3 separate regions of the Homo sapiens genome follow, and all the other regions are linked to region 2. Evidence: read pairs that join two places in POLR2A ChIA-PET (ENCODE). Cell type or tissue: OCI-LY7. All regions are shown on one strand.

What was found. ChIA-PET counts read pairs that join two places held together with the same protein. Peaks named below come from ENCODE experiments on the same cell type or tissue, not always from the same donor. Only the 100,000 strongest peaks of a DNase experiment are listed, where the experiment ranks them.
Region 1: POLR2A ChIA-PET joins it to region 2 with 7 read pairs; 1 of 35 experiments calls an interaction of 5 or more read pairs at or near these places.
Region 3: POLR2A ChIA-PET joins it to region 2 with 9 read pairs; 1 of 35 experiments calls an interaction of 5 or more read pairs at or near these places.

Annotation. Positions count from the first base shown.
Region 1 is chr1:107,011,631-107,019,630 of GRCh38, forward strand. No RefSeq gene overlaps it. Among named protein-coding and RNA genes, the nearest start is that of PRMT6, 41 kb to the right of the region's middle. In OCI-LY7, no CTCF peak of the experiment used is centred here; no DNase peak of the experiment used is centred here; H3K4me3 peaks cover 539 bases.
Region 2 is chr1:108,110,735-108,118,734 of GRCh38, forward strand. No RefSeq gene overlaps it. Among named protein-coding and RNA genes, the nearest start is that of LINC02785, 50 kb to the left of the region's middle. In OCI-LY7, no CTCF peak of the experiment used is centred here; a DNase peak (open chromatin) is centred at 3,727.
Region 3 is chr1:107,445,349-107,453,348 of GRCh38, forward strand. All of the region lies in intron 7 of NTNG1 (netrin G1), which reads left to right. Among named protein-coding and RNA genes, the nearest start is that of NTNG1, 310 kb to the left of the region's middle. RefSeq lists enhancers at 5,684-5,943, 6,304-6,363. In OCI-LY7, no CTCF peak of the experiment used is centred here; DNase peaks (open chromatin) are centred at 5,763 and 6,573; H3K4me3 peaks cover 1,156 bases; H3K27ac peaks cover 1,157 bases.

The DNA.
Region 1 (8,000 bases), 1.1 Mb before region 2:
CCTCATGGAATATTTGGCAATCTCTAGAGAAATTTTTCATTGTCAAAACTGTATGGATGGTACTGGCATCTAGTGAGTAGTGGCCAGAAATGCTGATAAGCATCCTGTAAGGGCAGAGCAGGGGGACTCCCCACCAAAGGATTATCCTATCTAAAGCTTCAATAATACTACTGTTTAGAAACTCTGTCCTGAACATTAATAATGCTTTTTCAGGATAATGAAACTGAGAGTGATTGTTGTTCCTTCTTTGTTCTTTCCTATATTCTGGATTATTTACAAAAGGTAGGTATTTTTGCTTTTTTTTTTTTTTAATCAAGAGAGAAGGAAATTTCATTTGGGAAAAAAAATATTATATTAACATATTTGAATAAATTTACATTTAGACCTAGACAAGTGTGGTTCAGATCACGCTGGAAACTTTCATTGTCAAGTAGAAAGATGGCAGATTCTATTCTGTGACCTTCCAATTCCAACGAATTTGTGCTGTTTTTCACTGTTACAACTGCTGCTCAACTTCGCAGAATTGCATTGTTGTAATCCTAAAAGTGAATTTGCTACTCATCATTCTTACAATAAAACCACAATGTCTAAAGGATTCATGAATCAGATGCTGACTGAACTGATCAGGAGTTGGGAAAGACGATTCCTGATTATCTCAAACCATCCTAAACATTGTAGGCTATTTATCATCCCTGCCCCCCCTACTAAATACCAGTAAGACCCCTCCCATTCAGTCATATAATAATGAAAATTCCCAAATACATTTCCAAACACTCCTTTTTAGGGGCTATAAACAGTCCTGGCTGAGAACCATTCAAGAAGATGATTTCCAAAAGTTTTTTCCAATCTTAGGATCCTTTGATTTCCCATATACCAAACAGGCCCCCATTCTTTCATTCAGGAAAACATTTTTTTCTCAAATAGAAACATCAATATTCTCAGACTTCTCATATTGAAGAAATGTCATTTTATAGGTAACTTGGGTTTTGATCAGTTAAATCAAAATGAATTCAAGAGACAAAACAATAGATGGTAATATAAAGGTCTGAGTGCAGCCAGTGGGAACTGAATGTTTATTAAGAACTGTTGGCAGGTCGCAGTGGCTCAAGCCTGTAATCCCAGCGCTTTGGGAGGCCAAGGCGGTGGATGACCTGATGTTGGGAGTTGGAAACCAGACTGACCAACATGGAGAAACCCCGTCTCTACTAAAAATACAAAATTAGCCTGGTGTGGTGGCGCCTGCCTGTAATCCCAGCTACTCGGGAGGCTGAGGCAGGAGAATTGCTTGAACCCCGGAGGCAGAGGTTGCAGTGAGCCAAAATCCTACCCTTGCCCTCCAGCCTGGGCAACAAGATCTACACTCCGTCTCAAAAATAAATAAATAAATAGGCCAGGCGCAGTGGCTCACGCCTGTAATCCCAGCACTTTGGGAGGCCGAGGCAGACGGATCACGAGGTCAGGAGATCGAGACCATCCTGGCTAACATGGTGAAACCCCGTCTCTACTAAAAATACAAAAAAATTAGCCAGGCGTGGTGGCGGGCGCCTGTAGTCCCAGCTACTCCAGAGGCTGAGGCAGGAGAATGGTGTGAGCTTGCAGTGAGCCAAGATTGCGCCACTGCACTCCAGCCTGGGCAACGGAGCGAGACTCTGTCTCAAAAAAAAAAAAAAAAGGAAAGATAAAAAAGAAATGTTGACTTCATGTGATTAGTAAGAGCATTTTCAAAGATTTGACATTTCTCTTAAAATTACTGATTGCTTCTAATATGAGTTCTTAAGTAAATGCTATAAATAACCAAAATTTCCTCATCTCCATGACTTAATTTTATACATTTGGTCAGGTGCATTATTGTCTAAAGAGTTGTCTTTGGAAGTATTGTTACAGAATATTTTAACTAAATTTTTGCACTACTCTAAGGCACTACTGCATTTAAAAACACATTTCAGCCGGGCTAGGTGGCTTATGCCTGTAATCCCAGCACTTTGGGAGGCCGAAGCGGGCAGATCACTTGAGGTCGGGAGTTCGAGACCACCCTGACAAACATGGGGAAACCCTGTCTCTAATAAAAATACAAAATTAGCCGGGTGTGGTGGCACATGCCTGTAATCCCAGCTACTCAGGAGGCTGAGGCAGGAGAATCGCTTGAACCCGGGAGGCGGAGGTTGCAGTGAGCCGAGATTGCGCCATTGCACTCCAGCCTAGGCAGCAAGAGCAAGATTCTGTCTCAAAAAAAAAAAAAACCACGCACATGCATATTTCATATTTCAAAAATTCATATTTTACATAAGATTAAATAATTTTTATTTCTTGTGGAGATATACTTTTCTTAGACAAATTGTCATGGACAAACATATTTAGTGACTTTGAATTTATTTTATTAAGGTACAATAAAATCCTTTTCATTTGTCAGCTGACATACAGGGAAAGGTACACTGGGCTATGATTAGAAGACCACCTTAAGGTAGAGTTACAAGCAGAAGAGGAAGAAAAGAATTTTAAAAGTGGACTGGTGATCAATTTAGTGGCTAAGTAAGCCAATAATAGCAGGACTCTAGATTATTAGGAAGTTAATTTGTTTCTTGATGTAAAATACTTGCAGTGTTTTGACAGAAGTCCGTAACTTTTCTAGAGACATATAATTAAAATTATTTTGAATATGCAACATATGTGACAGAATGCTATGTAAGTTTTTAAGTAAAAACAACTTGAGTCTTGGATTTAAAAAAAACACCTTTATGAGGACTATAGAATAGCTCTTTTAGAAAAATTTGTGTTATGGGAAATTTCAAATACATACAGTGATAGAGGGTATGTATGATGAACTCACAAGTGGACATTATCCAATTTCAACCATTACCATCACAAGGCTACTTTTGCTGTTTGAATATGTTTCAATATATTTTAATTTTGACAAATACCTCTCTGACTGGATGAATTTAGGAGAATCTTTCCCAGGAAGCGTGGACATAGCCTGCATATGGGATATCACAGGATTTCCCCTTTCAGTCTCCAAATAACTACTAATATTTCAGAAAGATTAAGATCCAGGATGAAAACATCAAATCGCATACACCCATTTACTTTTTCTCCCTCCAGAAGTCCCACCAAAACTATCGTAAGTATACTTTTGAGGGTCATTATCTCACAGTAATGAGGAGTACAGTAGAAAAGATGGGAGCAATAAGGTCTGGAAGTTGGAAAGCAGGTGGAAGAACGATATATAACTGAACTCTAAATGGGAACCAGGCAAAGCTAAAAACCAGTCCCATTTACATCTCAGAATCTCTGAAGAATTTAAGAATGGAAAACTAATCCCAGAATGATAGCAGCCATCCTTCAACTCCACACAGGTGACTAGAGGATCATTCTCTGCAGAATCTAACTGACGTAAGGTAAAGCCCAAAGATAGAGATATCAGAGTCTTTCCAATCAACCAGCCCTGCCAGATTACCCTACAGCAAAGCTCACAGATAATAATTCCCTTCCAGGTCTCACAGCTTCCAGTAAGTTTTATTTCCCCACTTTGAATATGAGACAACTGAGTGGTACCAGACATCTGAGGAAATTATCTAACATAATAAATTGAGATCACAATAATCAAATAGAAAAAGAAATGTGGAGGAAAAGTGGACTATAGATCAGCGTGAACTCAAAAACAAAACAAAACAAAAAACTATCATCAATATCCTCAGAGAGACAAAAGAATGTACTACAGCCATGAAACAAAAATAGGGTATTATTTATAAAGCATTTTTAGAGAAACAGGAGAGCTCTTGGAAATGGAAAAATACCATAACAGATATGCAAAACTTAATAGCTAACACTGAGTACATCTGCCAGAAATGGAAGGAAAAGAAATAAATGGGAAATAGAAGAAAAAGATTAGAAAATAAAAGGATCAATCCAGATGATCCAATCTCCAAATAACTGAAGGAAAAGAACAGAGAACACAGAGAAAAATTTCCCAGGAAGAAAAAAACGAAAAATTTCCCCACCGAGTGCCAGCAAAAATTATAAAATATAGTCATATCACAGAACTTCATCAGAAAATGTCTAAACACCAACGGCAAAAGCTTCTAGAGTTTTTTGTTTGTTTGTTTGTTTGTTTAAAAAAAAAGAGTTCATATACAAAGAAACAAGGATCAGAGTAGCGTTGGAATTCTTGACTCTGGAAAAAATCCCCCAGTCTTAATAAGGTAAATGCTGAAAACTATTCCAGCCAAAATTATAATATTGAGTTGAATAAGAAAGGAAAGTGAATAAGAAAGTGGGAAAGGAGGAGAGTGTGAGTGTTGACAAAGTGAGACCTTCCTGATAGCTCAACAATTTTACATCAGAAGAAGATCCTACAGAACACTGACTGAGAGGGCTAAATTGTTGAATTGCTTACAATCAGACTCTAATACTGAGTGTGTGGGAGAGGGGGTGGTGGGGAACTAGAGAAGACAGAGCTAAAACCTTGCTCTCCATAGCAGGGAGTCAGTAGATAATGCTTAAAATTAAAAAAATCAAAAGGCAACAATATGTTATTTAGAAACATAAGATAAATACCATGCACACACATTCAGAGAGAGAGAGAGATTTAAAAGGAGCAAAAACGGTTTCTCTGGGGAAGGCAAAGGTGACAAAAGAAGGGAGAGAAAGATTATTATTTGCTCATACCAAATCGTATTTGTTTGATTATTAAAATTAATAATTTGAGTTCTAAAATTTGTATAATTTTGGTAAAAATTCTAAAACTGCAACATTGACTTAAAAAAGAAAACTGTGTTCAATGTTTTTGTATTACTTGTAAATTGATAGTTGTGTTAATTTCATTTGGATAGACTCCTCATATAATCCGAACACCCCATTTTCTAACACTTCTGAATAGCCTGCAGTCCTCTGTGTATGTTAGAAAACTGCTGCAAGGCAGATTTGAGAATGAGCTTTGACAAAAGTTATGAAAGTAAAACAGAAAACAACTGACCCACACAGTGTTTAATATGTCTGCTGGGCACACAAACATTTAATTAGCTGAAATGTGTTGACAAAGTAAGACCTTTCTGATGGCTCAACAATTTTACATCAGAAGAAGATCCTACAAAACTGACTGAGATAGTTAAATTGTTGAATTGCTTACAATCAGGTTCTAATATCTACACATACTTTGTCTCGAGACAGGCTTAAAGAGCAATATGGAGCTTTAAAAACCACTAGTAGGTATTCATCAGATGATAATTTTCAGCCACTAGAGACTTAAAGTGAAAGTATAGTACTGATGCGGCCACAGCCCTACTTCCTAGTTATTTGCTGATGAGAAGCAGAAATCTAAACTCTTCATAACTTAAATTATTGATTTACTCTACTTATTTTTTAAAATTAGAGCAGCTTACTAATAGACCTAACCATTTCCATGTGCACCAGGACCAGTGTTCTTCTACACACCACCACCACCATCAAATATAAAAAATGCTGGCATTTAGAGATGAGTAAACTGTGATTTAATTCATAGGAAAAACAGAATGTATCTATGAGAATCATTGATGTTTTCAACCATCAGATCAGCTATTTCAGAATATATCTGAGGAGATGTGAGAACAGTGTGTTGTTTTTTAAATAGATTAATGTTTTAATATTTATAGAGGGCTCATACTAATCATCAATATGCAAAAGGAAACTTCCACACAGTTCAAAGAAAATGCAAAGATGTCTAAATTAAATGAGTTAAAAACCAGGACACGAAAGTAACAATAGAATTGAATACTTTTATTTATGATTTCTGCTACCAGACATTCCAAACATTAATGTCATACTGAAAAATATTGATCATCATTCCACAATTACAAGACCGAAAAGTCTCATACTTGTGTCTTTATGTTAATAATTTAATACAATTAAAATAATTTCGATTTATTTATTTTATAATTGGCATAGCTCTCTTATTGTTAATTTCCTTTGGTTTTTTAGACTATAGCAAGCTCTGAGCAATCAATGGGGAAAATAATGATATGACATGAAATATAATAAAGTTATTTCAAAATGCATGCACCATTTTAAATTTGCATGAAGCCTTTTTTTTTTTTTTCATGCGGAGTCTCTGTCGTCCAGGCTGAAGTGCAGTGGCGCTGTCTCGGCTCACTGCAAGCTCCGCCCCCTGGGTTCACGCCATTCTTCTGCCTCAGCCTCTGGAGTAGCTGGGACTACAGGCGCCCGCCACCACGCCCAGCTCATTTTCTGCATTTTTCGTAGAGACTGGGTTTCATCGTGTTAGCCAGGATGGTCTCAATCTCCTGACCTCGTGATCCGCCCGCCTTGGCCTCCCAACGTGCTGGGATTACAGGTGTGAGCCACTGCGCCCGGCCAGCTTTTCTTAAAGGTAGTTAGCCATGTCCATATAGTTAAGAGTTGTGCTGTAATTCTGCTGTGAGATTAAAAATCAGGTATATGATTTAAAATATATAATATTCTCACTATTTAGTAACTAGAAAAGTCAGGGTCATAATTGGTGTGACCAAATTTTCTGACACTAGATTGGGAGAGTTCTGAGACTTTTTACTGCTTACACGTCTAGGTCCACCAGGAATAGTCCAAGAACACATACCGGCTCCAAATGATTGCAACTTTATTTCACAAATGCTCACAAACTATTATTTCATAATTGATTTTAGAATCCTGCCTAGATCTATTGAGGGAACTACAGTTTATAAATAAAATATCTTGATACTTACTGAAAATGTAGATCTTATCTATCCTTACAAATCTTTCATGATTCTTTCAACATTTCCTACATAAGTTCAGTAATATTATCTTCAAGTTTCCTGCAATTTGTCTGAATTCAGATATGTAAATAGTTTAGATTGCCAAAGATCTCAGAGCCTGCATAGAATATATACTTCAGACGGACAGGGAAGCCGGTTGTGCACAAACTCTTGTCCATCATTAGTCGAAGATTTCTTTCAAAAAAAAAATAATTCTCAAACTTGGGTTTGAAAATTAAGAAATTTGGGTTTCAGTTCCTCTTCATTAACATTTGTTCTACCCTTTTCATTGAAGGTACGGATAATTGTTCTTGACAGAGGAGGAAGAAGCAACATTGGTTCTGTTTTTGACATTGGTTAATGCACATTCCTCATATCTTTATTATTCATACTTTACTTTCTAAGATAGCCATTTGCGTTGTCTCCAGAAATTTTCAGGGGCATTGGTTTATTCCAGGTTTACAGTTTTTTGGTTTATCCATATTCATCTTTAAGCTTTCCCTAATTTATTTTGCCATCTACTTTCAAAATCTGACCCAATCTGAGACCACCCGTCTTAGATTAGTTTCCACTAGAAAATCTTGAATGCAAGTTTATAAATGGTAGGTTATCCTAGGCAGCGCCCACAGTAAAGTGAGTGAGACAAGGAAAGAAGGAAGCCAATGCAAGGCATGTTACAAATTAGGATGCCACTGTGGCCAACAGGGGCTCAGATCTGCTGAGGAGCTTACGGAGACTGCAGAGAGCCCATCTCAGAGGGGCAAGGAAGCTGGCTTTTCATGCAAAAACTCTTGTCAACCATTAGAGTCTTCCTCAGAAATATTAACATCTTTGGCTCCCCCTTGCAGGCTGAGAACTCTCCACCTTCCCAAGAAACATCTCAAGCGAAGAGTTGTAGGTGTTTACTGTAGGAAGTTCTTCGGTGAGGTATGCAAGTTCAGGAACCATATGTGTCCAATGGATATAAACAGGATACTGAGTTCATCAGCTCCAGCACACTAAGGTGACTAATATATCCCTTTGGAAAACATTCATTCTTTACCGTGATGAGATCATTTCTTATATCATTATTAGAGTATGTTTTCAGAAATTCCAAATCCTACTAACCCATCCTCTCCATTACAGCCTCAAATCACATAGGCCTACTATGTTTCCTTTAATTTTTGAAACTCATTTCCCTGATGTATATGGTAAATACTGGAGTGAAACTGTAGTGTGACAGGTCCCCCAACAGGTTACTTAAGGTTGTATGTCTGCTGC
Region 2 (8,000 bases):
GGGTGTGGTGGCTCACACCTGTAATCCCAGCACTTTGGGAGGCCGAGGCTGGTGGATTGCCTGAGGTCAGGAGTTCGACACCACCCTGGCTAACATGGTGAAACCCTGTCTCTACTAAAAATACAAAAAAAGTAGCCAGGTGCAGTGGCACACACCTGCAGTCCCAGCACTTTGGGAGGCCGAGGAGGGCAGATCATGAGGTCAGGAGATCCAGACCATCCTGGCCAACATGGTGAAACCCCATCACTACTAAAAATGCAAACATTAGCTTGGCATGGTGGTGCATGCCTGTAATCCCAACTACTCAGGATGCTGAGGCAGGAGAATCACTTGAACCAGGGAGTCGGAGGTTGCAGTGAGCCAAGATCGCGCCACTGAACTCCAGCCTGGGCAAGAGGGTGAGACTCTGTCTCAAAAAAAAAAAAAAAAAAAAAAGAGTAGGGTGATGGCTGAGTCACACAGGCTCAGCTCCTCCCCAAGTAAATCAAGTTGCCACCTCCCACCCTCCACACTTGGGGAGAAATGAGCTAAGGGATGGATTAAGAACAAGGCCAGAAGTGCTAACTGAGGTAAAGTCTTCCCACTGGGAAACATGAGGCTGTGAAATGGAGGTTCCCCTAACAAAAGTTAACAGTATGTCCTTTCAGAGACTACAATATCCCTCAGCTGTGGCCAGCCTCTCCTTTTGGCCTAATGGGTAAAGACACATCACTTTATCCTGGAAAGGCCCAGGCTCATTTGGAACAGCAGTCAGTCAACCGGGAATCTAGTGAGCCCCAAACAAAGGTTATGATGCTCAGCCTCCGAAGAGCCAGCCAACTCAGTGTGACATGGGACCAAGAGAGAGTCCTCCAGACCTGGCCCTCCAGCCTGCTCCATCAGGGGATGGGGAGGATGATGGCCTCCATGGCACCATCAAAGTCGGAAAGGCATCCATGAGGGTGCTTGGGCACACACGTATACACAGAGCACTAAAAAGTTGCTAGGCCTCTGCCCAGGCAGCTTGGGAAGTTTCCCCAGGTTCTGAGTGAATAGCAATGGAGCCTCTCACTGGAACCAGTGAGAAACCAGGCACATCCTGAAGGTCAAATAACAGCTTGAGCTTGTCTGGAAATGGGACTCGTCAAAAGGTTGCTGAGGGTCGGGGAGCAGGCAGGTCCTACACACTTTTTACAGCAGTCATTACTCAGCCTCTTTCTCCCGCTCCTCTCTCTCATTCTCCCCTTTCCTTCCGGCACCCTATTTCCCCACATGAATTCCCAGTGCCCTTGTACCTCATGTTCTCTGGTGTCCCAGAACCCACCCAGACCTGCCTCCCCTGAAGTGTCTCAAAAATCACAAAATTAGGTCATTTTCCCCATGATTACTCACATTCCCAAAACTCAGTCTCCCTCAGGGACGCCAAACTAGATATTAGGAAGGAGACATCTTAGTGAATCAACACATACAAAGGTTCCCCTCTTTTTGTCCAAACCATAACTTAGTAGAATTTCACCACGTGAGTAAATGGGGGCAGGAGAGCCTTTGCCATAGCCTTTAAGGCATAGTATTTGTTTCTCCCTTGAAATGGTAGGAGATAGGACCATCTGTGTGGTTTCTAGGTAACTTCTCTTCAAAAGAAAGAAACAGAACTTCCTGTATGTCCACCTTAGTCTTTATCTTTTAACTCTCATTGCACTGCCCTAAACTAACCATGGCCTTAGAACTCCCCAAGCCTGGTCTCCTCATGTGTCCCAACTTGAGGGCAAGGACATCTGTCACACTGGAACACCTGGGCCAGGGTAGAATCCTGCCTGAGAACAGGAACTCCAGAAAGCTACAGGGCACCTCTTTGTCCTTTTCAGTTTATTTTTTCTCCTTCCTCTGATTGACACGGCAATTGGATCAGATGAGTTCCTTGAATCCATTCTGCTGCCTTCTGAGCCCAGGACCAACCCTATACCTCTGTTCTCCTGAGATTGAATAATGACCTATGGGGTGCACCTGACCAAGGATCCCAGTCAAGCTGGAGTCAGACACAACCAGGAAAAACCACCTTTAGCCCCAGCCTGGTCCTCCATGGACCACACACACCAAGGGAGTTGGAAAAGCGGCTGATAATAATTTTTAACGAGTATCTACACAGTGGCATAGTAGAAGGAGCATGAAATTTGAAATTCTGCAAAATCTGGACTTGAATAGCTGCTCAGTCACTTGTTAGCAGTTGGTTCTTTTTTTTTTTTTTTTTTTTTTTTTTGAGATGGAGTCTTGCTCTGTCGCCAGGCCAGAGTGCGGTGGTGGGATCTTGGCTCACTGCAACCTCCGCCTCCAAGGTTCAAGTGATTCTCCTGCCTCAGCCTCTGGAGTAGCTGGGACTACAGGCATGCACCACCAGGCCCAGCTAATTTTTGTATTTTTAGCAGAGATGGGGTTTCACCATGTTGGCCAGGATGGTCTCCATCTCTTGATCTTGCGATCTGCCTGCCTTGGCCTCCCAAAGTGCTGGGATTACAGGCATGAGCCACCGCACCCGGTCAGCAGTTGGTTCTTAAATAAAGTCCATAATGATTTAAAGCCTCTGTTTTTTTATATTTAAAATAGAGTAGTGTACACTTTACAGAACTTCCAGGATTAAAAATGAAAATATGTGGAGTGACTTAAAACAGAGCAGGAGTTTAAGAAATCTTAATTCATTACAGTACTGAACGTCCAGGTGTCATATCACACAAGCCTTTCCACAATGCCATGAAATAAAGCACCAGTAGATGTGTCCCCCTTTAGGCTCTGGATGTGATCTCCTCTGGATGTAATTCCTGGGACCGATGCAGCGAGCTGCAATCCCACTGGGAGCCAGCCTGGGGCTGAAGCTGATACCGAGGATGATGGAACAGAAGATGAAAAGCATCTGTCTCTTCATGGTATCATCAAGCTCAGGATAGCAACATGCCTGGGGCCTGTATTTTTCTTCCTGTGGATTTCTTTTTATGGAATACAGTAATTCCTTATTGACTAAGCTGCTTGGCAGGACCAGGATTAGGGTGAGGCAAGTGAGGCAGGATTGTGCAAGGGCAGGATTGAATTCTGTCTTCATTTAAAATTTTAATATTTTGTTCATCATGGGTTTCTTGCAATGATTTTTATTTAAAAAGAATATTATATCAAAATAATACTTACCTTTCTTGTTAAGTTTGTTGGTGTCCCTCCTAAATTTTTCTTCCAAGGCTGGTCCCTCATTCACCTCACCCTACTCTTTACCCAGTTACTTTCATTTGCAATTTTCTTTTTCTTTTCTTTTCTTTTTTTCTTTTTTCTTTTTTTTTTTTTTTTACTTGCAGCCAAAATCATCCCCAGGGTGAAAAAAACATGGTCAATTCAATAAAAAAATTTGGGGAAAACTAGTTATCCATGTGGGATAAATGTTAAAGTGAGAGTTTGACTTTAGAACAGGCCCAAGGAAGAGCCTATGGGCTAACACTTCATTGCGGCAAGGAGGAAGAACAAATTACTGAGCTGGCCACAGCTTTGCCACCAACACAGCTCATTGCTTGCTCTCACAGCATGTCTTCGGGAAGGCCATAGGAAACCACTGCATCTTGGAACACCATGGGAAAAGGAAGCAATCTAAATGCTGGCTTTTCCCTTCCCCTCCTTGCTATCATTAGCAGAAGCCCACCTGCTGAGGCTTTAACTCCCTGGCACTTCCTGGTTATGTTTCCTGACCCCTTGGAGAGCTGCTGAGGAAGTTAGAGGCTTCACAGGTCCCATGTGGCCTGTGTGGCAAACTCTGCTTGTCAGTCAATGCTGCACAGGGGGCTCTTCGGTCTGTGGCATTGGGGGCCATAACTTTACGACTATGAATGAACCATTGCCAGGGTTGCTCTGGTCAGGAAACAAGGCAGGTGGCCAGGATCCAGGGCAGTTGGCAGACCCAGACATATCTGGGGTGGTGCATAAACTGAGTTTGCTACAGATCCCCACCTCCTACTTTATACAAAAATAAATTCTGGGGCATTAAAGACCTATTTTTTTTTAAAGAAAAATGAACAATTAAAATACTAGAAAAAATAAGATACCTTATTCGTGGGTAGGAAAGACTTTCCTAAACAAGACACAAAAAGCAAAATCTTAAGGAAACACCTTATCAATTTGATTGCTCTAAGAATTACACTTTGTGTAAGTCAGTTGTTCTCAGCTGGGGCAATTTTGTACCTCAGAGGATATTTGACAATACCTGGAGACATTCGGGTTGCCAAACTCAGAAGGGGAGGCAGGGTCTGACTGGCATCTAATAGATAGAGGCCAAGTATGCTTCCAAAAATCCTACAACACACAGGGCAGACCCCACCCCACCCAGTGAAAGAATTATTCAGCCCCAAAGTCAGTAGTGCCAAGGTTAAGAAACCCAATCATAACAGTTAATAAACAAGTTAAAGACTGAGAGAAGTTGTTTGGCATATATATCCCAGATAAAAGATCAGACTCTAATAGAAAGAGAGACTTACAAATCAATAAGAAAAAGTCTCAACAGAAAAATGAGTATCATTTTTCATCTTTTCAACTGGTAGCAAAAAAATAAATCCATTACTATCAAGTGATAAAGAGAACATAGAAGATTCTCATATTCTGCTGGCAACGGTGTTAACAAGTAGAGTTACCCAGTATGGAAAGTTGTTTGACAGCGTCTATTAAGATATGAAATGTCCATGTCCCCCCAATAGCATATCAGGAAAAGCGCTGTGTACCTTTTTGGGGTCTGCTTCTTAGAACACCACCAACATGAGCTCCTCTATGCATTCCTCTTTACTTAGGATAGAATTTGGAACTACCTTCCACCTAGCTTCAACCCTGCAGACATGACTAAAACATGATCTATGGCCATGTGAATGGAGCCAATGTTCCTCTTCAACTGCTCACATTGGGACTATTCCATGAGAGAACATAAACTACTTTGTTTAATCAGCTATATTTGGGGGTCTCTTTGCTGAAATAGCTTGTTCCTTCCCTGTTAGTATTAGTACACAATTGTATTAGTACACAATTCAGTGACAAGTATACCTTGTGGTTAGAGAATTAGAACATTCCCCTCTGTGGAGGGCAGCGGAGCTAAAGGTTGAGTTCATCATCAATGGCCAGTGATTTAATCAATCAAACCTATGTAACAAAACTTCCACAAAGACCCAAAAGGGCAGGGTTTGGAGATCTTCCAGGTTGCTGACCTCACAGAGGTGCCTGGAAGGTGGCACTCCCTAAAAGGGCATGGAAGCGCCATACCCTTCCCACATACCATGCCCCGTGTTTCTCTTCCAACTGGCTGCTCATCTGTATGCTTTATCATATGTTTATTAATATAACATCTGGTAAACATAAGTGTTTCCCTGAGTTCCATGAGCCACACTAGCAAGTGAACAAACCTGAAGAGGGGGTTGTGGAAACCCCCAATTTATAGCCAGTCAGTCAGATGTTCTAGAGGCTAGGAATTGCAGTTGGCATTTTCAAATGGCAGGTAGTCTCATAGGACTGAGCCCTTCACCTGTGGGATCTGACTCTGACTACAGGTAGACAGTGTCAGAATTAAATTGAATGACAGAACACCCCCTTGGAGTCCAGTGGAGAACTGCTTGGTGTGTGGGGAAACTTCACGCACATCCGGAGTGAGAAGTGAAGCAGGATGCGCTGTGTTGAGTAGGATGTGTTGTGAGAGTAGGAAAAACACTGTCTTTTTTCTATCCCTTACAGTGGTCAAAGAACTCTCTGTGATGTTTTTCTTTTAAATAAGAGAAAGTATTCACACAGTGTGCAATTTTTTTTTATTTTACTTTAAGTTGTGGGATACATGTGCAGAACACGCAGATTTGTTATATAGGTATACATGTGCCATGGTGGTTTGCTGCACCTATCAACCCATCATCTAGGTTTTAAGCCCCACATGCATTAGGTATTTGTCCTAATGCTCTCCCTCCCCTTGTCCCCCATCCCCTGACAGGCCCTGGTGTGTGATGTTCCCCTCTCTGTGTCCATGTGTTCTCATTGTTCAACTCCCACTTATGAGTGAGAACATGTGGTGTTTGGTTTTCTATTCCTGTGTTAGTTTGCTGAGAATGATGGTTTCCAGCTTCATCCATGTCCATGCAAAGGACATGAACCTATTCTTTTTTATGGCTGCATAGTATTCGATGGTGTATATGTGCCACATTTTCTTTATCTAGTCTATCATTGATGGGCATTTGGGTTGGTTCCAAGTCTTTGCTACTGTAAATAGTGCTGCAATAAACATACATGTCCATTTGTCTTTAGAGTAGAATTATTTATAATCCTTTGGGTATATACCCAGTAATGGGATTGCTGGGTCAAATGGTATTTCTGGTTCTAGATCTTTGAGGAATCGCCACGCTGTCTTCCACAATAGTTGAACTAATTTACATTCCTACCAAGAGTGTAAAAGTGTTCCTGTTTCTCCACAGCCTCACCAGCATCTGTTGTTTCCTGACTTTTTAATAATCACCATTCTGACTGGTGTGAGATGGTATCTCATTGTGGTTTTGTGCAATTTTTAAAACTTCTTTAAAACAATTGATGAATATTTTGTTGCTAAAGTACATTCAAGAAATGGTAAGTTCAATTAATAAGAGTCCCATGCAAGACAACTAAGGCTGCACGCTCCTGGTGGGCCCAGGTCTGCAGGCCTGTTCCAGTGTCTATTTGCTGTGGGACTTTAGACCAATTGCATCATCTCTGAGGTTAAGTTTCTTCAGGTAGATAACATAAGGGCAATCATGCCTCATTCACCTGGCTGTTGTGAGGAATAAAAGACATAATGTATGTGAAATTCTTAGAATGGTGCCTGGCATTTTGGAAGCACATAATACACAAAAGTAATTATTATTAGTAGTAATATTAGTATTAGTATTATTAAAATATGTGTAAAAATCTCTCTATTCTAATTAACATATTTTTCAAAATAGAAATGAAAAAGTTAGATAGCTGATGAGGGAAAGAATAAGACAAAACTCAGCTCCATTTACTATGTATGTATTGAGTGCCTATTATATACTAGACGTTAAGATACAAAGATGTGTAGGACCTAGTCCCCTGCCTTTAAAAAGCTCAGAGTCTAATTGTGATGATAGATTAAACTAAACCTCTAAATATGATGTAGAACCTCTAATCTGTGCAACAAGAGGAGTAGAACAAAGAAACTAGCAATTCCTTCTTCAGCTGGTTGGAGAAACTGGACTAGGAAGGCTTCAAAGGGAAGCTGACATTAACCATGAAGTTCTGGCAGCAGGAAAAGCCATGTACCAAGGACAGTTCAGGCAAAAATGGAGCCACCACATTTGTGGGGATCTATTAATAGATGTGAAAGTAAAAGGGATGACAGACCAGACTCCAGAAGCATCTGAGGCCAAAAACAGGAGGAACTTTGAATGCCAGGGTGCAGAACTTCACCCTGGCAGCAGTGTGTGGATATGAAGGGAGTAGGCTGAAAGAGGAGGAGTCAGCTCATGAACACAGCAAGAGCAAGGGGTTACAGAAGACAGGCTGTGGAGGAGGCAAAATCCACAGTCATTGATGATGCATGGTACATGGGGGAAGAAAGAAAAAGAGGACTGAAGATGGTTGTCAGGCTTCCAGCTGGCGCAACTGGTTGAGCCTCTGAAATACAGAGTTCAGGAGAGAGCTGTGCAATGGGTGGGTTCATAAGGCTGATATTATAACAAGCCAGCCAATTCCTGTGCTGCCAGGCCTGAGGGTGTGAACGGTTGGTGGCGTTGCCAGATCCTGCAGGGTGATCTGATGGGCAAGATTAGGAAGAAGCTAGAGGTAGGGAAAGGCAACTGCTAGCCTTCTGCTCTCCACAGAACCCTGGAAAATGGCATCCACCAGCCAGTGATCACGTGCTTCAATATGCCCTAGAATGGCCCAGCCCCACATCTGACTCATCATCTTTCGCAAGCATTTCTATTTAAATCTTCCAGGCCACAAGTGCTGCAGACACAAAGGATGGAAGTATGTAATCCTGT
Region 3 (8,000 bases), 670 kb before region 2:
TGTGATCCTGAAATCTTACAAATGGTCCCATCAGTTTACATATGGACTTATTTCTAGTAAAGAATTATTATTATTTTAAAATAATAAAAAGTGTTACTTACTGAGCCCTTTGTATGTGTCGGGAACATGTATGCATTATCTCATTCCACAGGAGAAGATTATTTTCCTTATTTTATAGATGACAAAACTGAGATTTAAAGAGGATAATTCCACCAACTCAAATACCTGTTAAGTAGCACACCAGTTATTAGTGAATATTTATTGTTAATCAAATGGCATTTTATAGGATTTTGTCACTTTTACTTTGCAGATGGAGACAGAAGCTTTGATAATTTATTCCAGGGGTCAGCAAATTCTTTCTGTAATGGGCCAGATGGCAACAATTTTAGGCTCTGTAGGCCATACAGTCTCTGTCACAGCTACTCAACCCTGCTATTGTACTGCCATAGACAACGCTTAAATGAAAGAGTGTAGCTGTGTTCCGGTAAAACTTTTTTTATGGATGCTGAAATTTGAATTTCATGTAATTTTCATGTGCCAAGAAATATTCTTCTTTTGATTTTGTTTCAATCATTTAAAAAAGGTAAAAACCATTCTTAGTTCATAGGCCATTGTAAACAGGAAGCAGGCTGGATTTGGCTTGCAGATCATAGTTTGATTTATTCCAAACTCAAACAGCAATTCAAGATGAAGAAACAGAGGACCAGTTAAATAAAGAATGTGAAGCAGAAGGCAGGAAAGAACATAAGAAAAACATACATTTCATTAAAATGTGTCCTCTGTCTTGACATGGGTATCACAGGGAGTTGAACTAACTGGTTCTTATTTACAAGGCCCCAACTGTTCTTAAGAAAAATGTTAGGGTTCCCAGAAACATAAGGGCTTTGACCATATCATTTCCAGGACAAGATCACAGACATAATCAGTGCCGTCTGTTTAAAGGCTTTAAGAGCCAGCTGAGCCAATTTAGCATCAATTTAGTACAATCAGCAACTAATGAAAGAGAAGTCAGGGTGGCCATAAAATGATCAGGATTGCTCATGTTGGTGTAAGGGATCATTCAGTTGTATTCTGCAGGAACAACCCGTCATCTTGAATATCAGCAAAAAGCTCTATTTAGAGACAATTACAGTAATAATATCAGGTTATAATACCATGTTCACAGGGAAAAAATACATACAGAACGTGTTCAGAATGTAGGTTTTTACCATTGCCTTTTAATATCAGAGACAATTCTTCTGAACACAGTCCATGACAGTGCTGTGAATGTGAACCCCTGCATTTCTGCCCAGCTCTCTTTTCAGTGTGATTGAGCCCATTGAACCCAAGAGATTCTGGATTACCCACAGGAATAATGTTATAACCCATCACTGTTAAAATGCATATATGTTTTTCATCCCATCTTTACAAAGTTTTCTGTTTACAGCCTTCAGTTATCCATTGCTACAAGGAGGGGAGAAAAGGCCTTCATAAATACCATAAATACAGAGTGATTGATTGTCTTGATGTAAATTCCAATATAGGCACATACTGTATGCTCATGGAAATTTAGACTTACGCACAGTTCATCTGCTCTGCCTCCGCCTTAATCTTTGACTGGTTAGCAGTCAAGATCATCCAGACACTGCTGGATGCTCATTTTTAAACAGAAACAATTGCTAAGATATATTTTTAACAATATTCTTTCCCTTATTCTGCAAAAGCATAGGATTAACATTACATATTACAGATATTTTTTTCTAAACTACAACTCTTTTGGGGAAATGGGCATATGTCTCAGAGATAAAACACTATAAAAATGATGAAATATTGATTTTATTTTTAAGACATACATTTAGGCCTCTTTTTAATTAGTATTGTTGACCCAATGGACTTAGCCTATGTGTTAACCCATATTCTTTATCATGAAAATCAATAATATGGACAACTACTATGTTCCCACAGATGTTGAATGCAAAAAGACAAAGTTAGGGAGTTTACAGAAGAGCTTGTTATCAGGATAACTTGACAATTTATTAGTGATGCAATGTCAGAGGCCACCATCACTGCATTCTCTATGGTGTTGCTGGTTCACCAGATGGAAGTTATTTGGGCGTACTAGTAAGTCTTTCCTGAAATATTACACCCTTGTTCTTTCTAATTAAATGAAAAATTAAAGTTGCTGATTTTGCAACAAGGATGCTAAACTACATACAGACATGATGTATGAATTCCATATAGTTAAATCAGGCCTCGAAATTTCTGAAGTAACAATTTTAATAAAGACTGTCCAGGGTCTAGGCATGGAGGAGTTTGTGCTTCACTTGATAGAAACATCTAATAAAACATGGTTCAATCAACTATGTTCAATACGTCCTTTCAAATACAGCAAATGAGATGAGATCATACTCTACTCTACAGAAAACTATGCCTTCGTTTCATCTTTGGTTACTGAATTTAATTTAGCCAAGGTGACAGAAGGAGCTTCTTAACAGAGCCTTGCTAAACCTTTTAAATTATCCTTCCTAGCAAACTGGCCTGGCTATCACATTGCCCAAAGCATTCACCTTTTATTCAATCACACATTCACTTATATTTTCATTCATTAATTCACAAATCATTTATTTAACAAATATTGAAGTCCCAGTATGTGCCAGACATTGTGCTAAGTTTTGGCACTAGAAGATAAATGGGATTCCTGCCATCCAAGGGCCACGGTTCAAGAGGGGTCTCCAGTCTAACAGTACCTTCCTCTTGTCAAAATCTGAGACGATTGACTTCCAGTACCACTTTTCTAGCTTGCTTTTCTGATCATAGTTATCTCTGACTTATAACCATAGAATTTGATATCTGAGCAGGAACCTTAACAATGTTCTGGTTTAGCCACTCATTTAAGTCATAAATCAGCTCTCCTTATTAATATGTAGTAGTAATGACAATGGACACTATTAATTATATGCTTGTCATGTACCAGGCACTATGCCAAGCCATTTATAGTCTTGCCAATTATAAACCCCATTGGCAGTTATCCCCATTTAACAGATGATGAATGGACTGAGGCCCAGAGAGGCTTAAGTAATCTGCACAAAGTTGTATAGATCCTTGCAACTTAAAAGTGTGATCCCTCAATGGGTATGATCAGCATCACTTGGGAATTTGTTGGAAATGCAGAATCATAGACCCACCTGCAGACTTACTGATCTGCATTTTAATAAGATCTCCAGGTGATTCATATGCACAGTGAAGTTTGAGAAGCAGAGGACTGGATAACAAATGAAGGTTTTAACTAGGATAAACTGACTCAAGCCCAAGAAGTTTTGTTGTTGCTTTTTATCACTTTGTGTTTATAAAATAATGGTGGCTGGGAAGTCAAGGGCATACATACACCTTGGAACATTTTATATAAGGGGCAGGAACTCAAATAGTATCTCACGCCATCAATTTTTATGTATTCTACGAATCCAAATCATATTAAAATAAGAAAAACCATGAAAACTTAAACAAGTAGCCTATTTGTTTTCTTTCATCCCTACAATTTAAAAGTGGTTAATATTTGATAGGTTAATAATAAATATTTTAATATAGTATATTGCATTTGGTTATGAATATATCAAAAGGAAATACAAAGTGAGCTCCAAAAGATAAACTTCTATTGGGCACATGAAAGAGAACATAAAATTTGATGGCAATTACCATTTAATCTATTCATGTTTGGAAACATATTGAAAGAGAAACTCATAACTCAGTTAATTGTTATGAATTATTAATTGCTTATTTGAAAAGAGATGAGCAGAACTGTACTTGTTGAAAAACTTTCTTTCTCAGTGGCTAACCTTTGTGTCATTGGTTTTATGAGAACAAAACGGAAAGAATGACAGCAAGATCCTAATCATCCAAAACTAGAAAGTGACAAGACAGGGGACATCTCGGTGACTATATAAAGGTTAATTGAGATTGAAATGAAATAGTAATCGCTGGCCCCACTCCAACCTTCTTAAGTGTGATTCTCTGGGGGTGGGCTCCAGGCATCTGTATTTTACAAAACTCCCTAGGTGAGGATAACATGCAGCCAGGATTGAGGACTACATATTTAGCAATTATACATTTTCGGAGAGATTTAATCCAGCCGTGAATTGACTCAGGATATTCAGAACCCCAAGTGAGATGCAAGCTGGCCTCCAGTTTGCCACTCCTAGTTAGACTTCAAGGTAACTAATGCCAAGAGCACTGCGGACTGTGGGAAGCTTTATAAAGACATGTTCCCTAGATGGTCAGTGATTTCTGATCCCAACAGGCTAAGACCAAGAATATGTCTGGATTTAAAAATACCTGACTTAAAGAGTCCTTGCTTTTTTCCTCAAAAATCAATGTTATGAGCTTCTTCTGCTGGATTAAAAAAAAAAAAACCTTCAAAAAGTGGAAGCTTTTTCTATTAACTAAATCCAGGGATTTATTGTTTAGTGTCAGCAGCGTAACTGCTTTATAATTGATTTTTCTGAAAAGAACTGAAAACTTAAGCTACCTTAATTTCCTTTATCTTGACACACATGATTAGCATTGCACTGAAATATATTTTACCAGGTTCCCAATTACCATTTTTTAAAACCAACTTCCTCATTGCATACTTGTCTTGATAAAATATTTCTAGACAGGTAGAAAGCAAGTAGGTATAAAGAAAAATGTATGACTGCTTTATTCCTACTGATAGGTTTATCCTGTTTCTTCAAGAATTCCTGTTTATGTTCAGTTATGTTTTTAAAAGTGAATAGAACTAGAAAAATATATTAACACCTGTTAATTTTTAAAGTCTTGGGATAAAGAAGCAAGAACATTTTGGACAACGACAGAATTTTAAAGATAATGAAACCAAATGTAATATTTGCAACCTAAGCTAATGTGCCTAAATTCTTATAGAATTAGAAACAGCTAGCAGTATATGTCTGTTATTGTTGCACAGACAAATATTTAGTGTTGAAAAATGCAGCCTCAGCCTCAGTTTGTGCATGTAAAATGAAGATAAGAATTGGACCCACATCACTATCCATGAGAATTAAATAACACAATGAATTAAAATGTTTAACCCAGTTTCTGTCAGAGTATGGGCACGCAGTAAGATAATAAAACTATAAATGATGGTACCCATCCTCAGAGTTTCATTGAAAATGGTGAGGAATGGATTAACAAATTTAAGAAATCAATTTACAAACAAATGACATAATAAAACGAAAGCTATGATAATCATGGCTCCTTCCCGGAAAAAAAAAGAAGGCTACAAAATTATGGGATTTAATACCTATTATGTCTTTTTCTGTGGTCGTTTCAAATACTAATTACCATCTGTAAACGTGAATTTTAAGTTAAGATTTTGTCCAAAATCAATGCCATTTAGTCTTACAGGTTCCAAATAGCAAAATAAAGCAACCTCTGATAAGTTGTATTCATTAAATTCATCCCAACCTTAGCAGCAATTCTTCATCAATTTTAGGATCATCCTAAATCCTGGAAATTACCCTGTAATGCTAAAATACCTGCCTACTGGAAGGGTCTTGAATTATGGTGACCTCTAAACAGACCAAAAACTAAGTGGGGTTCTCTACCTGGGCAGAAACCAGTTATCCAGGAGTGATTACTGGGCAGTCACAATTCATAGAGTCACCATCAGACCTACTGGATACTTAACTATTATCAGCTTGGTGACTGTTAATACCCTTAGGGGTTTGTATGTCTGAAACAAGCATTCAGTTCCTCAATTCTCAATTCCCTTTTTTCTTTCTTTCTTTCTTTTTTTTTTTTTTTTAGAACTCCTCAGGGGACTTTCCACGGGGTTATTTGGCTATTCTTAGCAAGTTCATGCTATGTGCTATTTTTCAGCAAAGTTAAGGTTTCTCTTTTTATGCTAGAAAGACTAACATTGAGACTCTAACTTTGAAGAGAATAAGGTTGTTTATTCCTGTAAAAAGATTTTTTAAAAATAGTATGATTAACAATTTCACCACATGTCACACTGCCCTTGAAAAAGTAAGGCTGAATTTTCCTAGTAAACTAAAAGGCACTGAGGAACAGAGGATGAGTTAATACTTCTGCAGCCCTAACACGGTTAACCAAAAATGTAAAAATGAGAAGGAAACATAACCTCCACAGAGTAAAGAGACTGTAAGTGTGACTGTCATCGGCAGCACACTGCATGGACTCATTGTCAGGGGTCAGCCATCTTGGTTTCGTCTGCATTTGTAAAGTGCTGTCCTCCTACACACTATATCAGTGTATTATTTTATGTTTTGACATGAATGTATTAGTCGTTGCAGCTAGATGTTGAGTGAAGAACCCCCAGGAGAGAGAGAAACAGTGTAAGAATACCACTCTGAAGGAGTATGGTAGGAAGAGAGACCTTGGTTTGAGAGGTTCATTAATCAGCAACCAAACATTTATTGACTGTTTGAATCCTGCAACATCATAGGTACCATATAAGATAGAAAACAAGTTTAACACAGCCCATGCCTTAAGGATGTTGCTAAACTTGAGATTGTAGTAAAACGTGAAATCGTAGAGTGAAACCAAAGTTTCCTGTCCAGAGTACTTAGAGAACTCCTAATGGCTCTGGTTGTGAAAGGAAACTGAAAACTCTAAGGTCTATTCCAGCTCAGTAGCTGTCTCTTATGTAGTGGTTTGAATCCTGGCTCTGCCACTTACTAAGTGTGTCTTGTTGAAAAAATTATATAACTTCTCTGACCTAAGATTTCACTTCTCTAAAAAAATATTATTACACCTCATTGGGGTTGTTATGGAATTAAATGAAATGCTTGTAAACTACTAAGCACAACATCTGCAGTAAAATAACCTCCATAAATTACAGCTATTATTGGTATTACTGTACTATAATCAAGTGGTGGTAGATAACCTTGATGAAGTGCTGGGAAGGATTTTCATCTGTCAATGAGCCACTAAACCTGTAAATGGAAATTCTGATCATAAATTTGGGTTTTTACAGAGTATTTGACAAAGCAGTAAATTATGTGTGTCTATCAAGGAAACATGGGAAGTCTTGGATGGTGGACAGTACACTTACTATGGATTCCTTAAAACTCTGAAATTCAGTGGCACTATGGTATAAATAGAGCTTGAGTTTGTCCCCACAGAAACTTGTATTGAAATTTGATCCCCACTGTGGTAGTATTGGGAAGTGGGGCCTACAGGGAGGTGTTTGGGTCATGGGGGTAGATCCCTCATGAATGGCTACTAGTGCATTCTAGTGGTAGTGAGTGAGTCCTCCTTCTGGTGAGACTGGATTAATTCTCATGGGAATGGATTAGTTCCCTTGATAATGGGTTGGTATAAAGGCAGGATGCCCCTTGGGTTTTCTTTCTTTCCAAGTGTCTGCTTCCCCTTTGACCTTCTCTGCCATGATACAATGAAGCAGGAATACCTTTTCCAGAAACCAGCATCATGCCCTTGAACTTCCCAGCCTGGAGAACCATAAGCTAAATAAAATTCTTTTCTTTATAAATCACCCAGTCTCAGGTATTCTGCTATAGCAACGCAAAATGGACTAAAACAAATGGGGAGTAGAAGTATAAAGAATTGAAAGTCCATCCTTTACTGAGGAGGTACGTGACAATCCCTGGTCTCATTCCTTGGCCCTAAGGAGGTAACTAACTTCTAGAGAGTGCCTGAGGCCCCCAGCATTGCTCAGGATTCCCTCTGAGTATGCTGAGGCAGAGTATGGATCTTCCATTCACTGTGGCTTACTTTCCTGAATGTTCAGTGACACTGAGACTGTTCGGTGTCTCAACAGTGGTCAGCATTAATCCTTTGTTTTAGTGAAAGAAAGAATTTTCTCTTGTGTCTGACTTCAAATTAGAATTTTATTTTTTTTGTAAAGCAGCACAGTAAACTTCAAGTTTGTTAATAAATGTGGAGGCAAAGGAAGTCTTATACTTCTTTTTCATCAAGAAGGCAAAGCACCACCTATTCCTAGCTCCAACTTTAACACTAGTACAGAAAATAATGTTCCTCTAGGATAT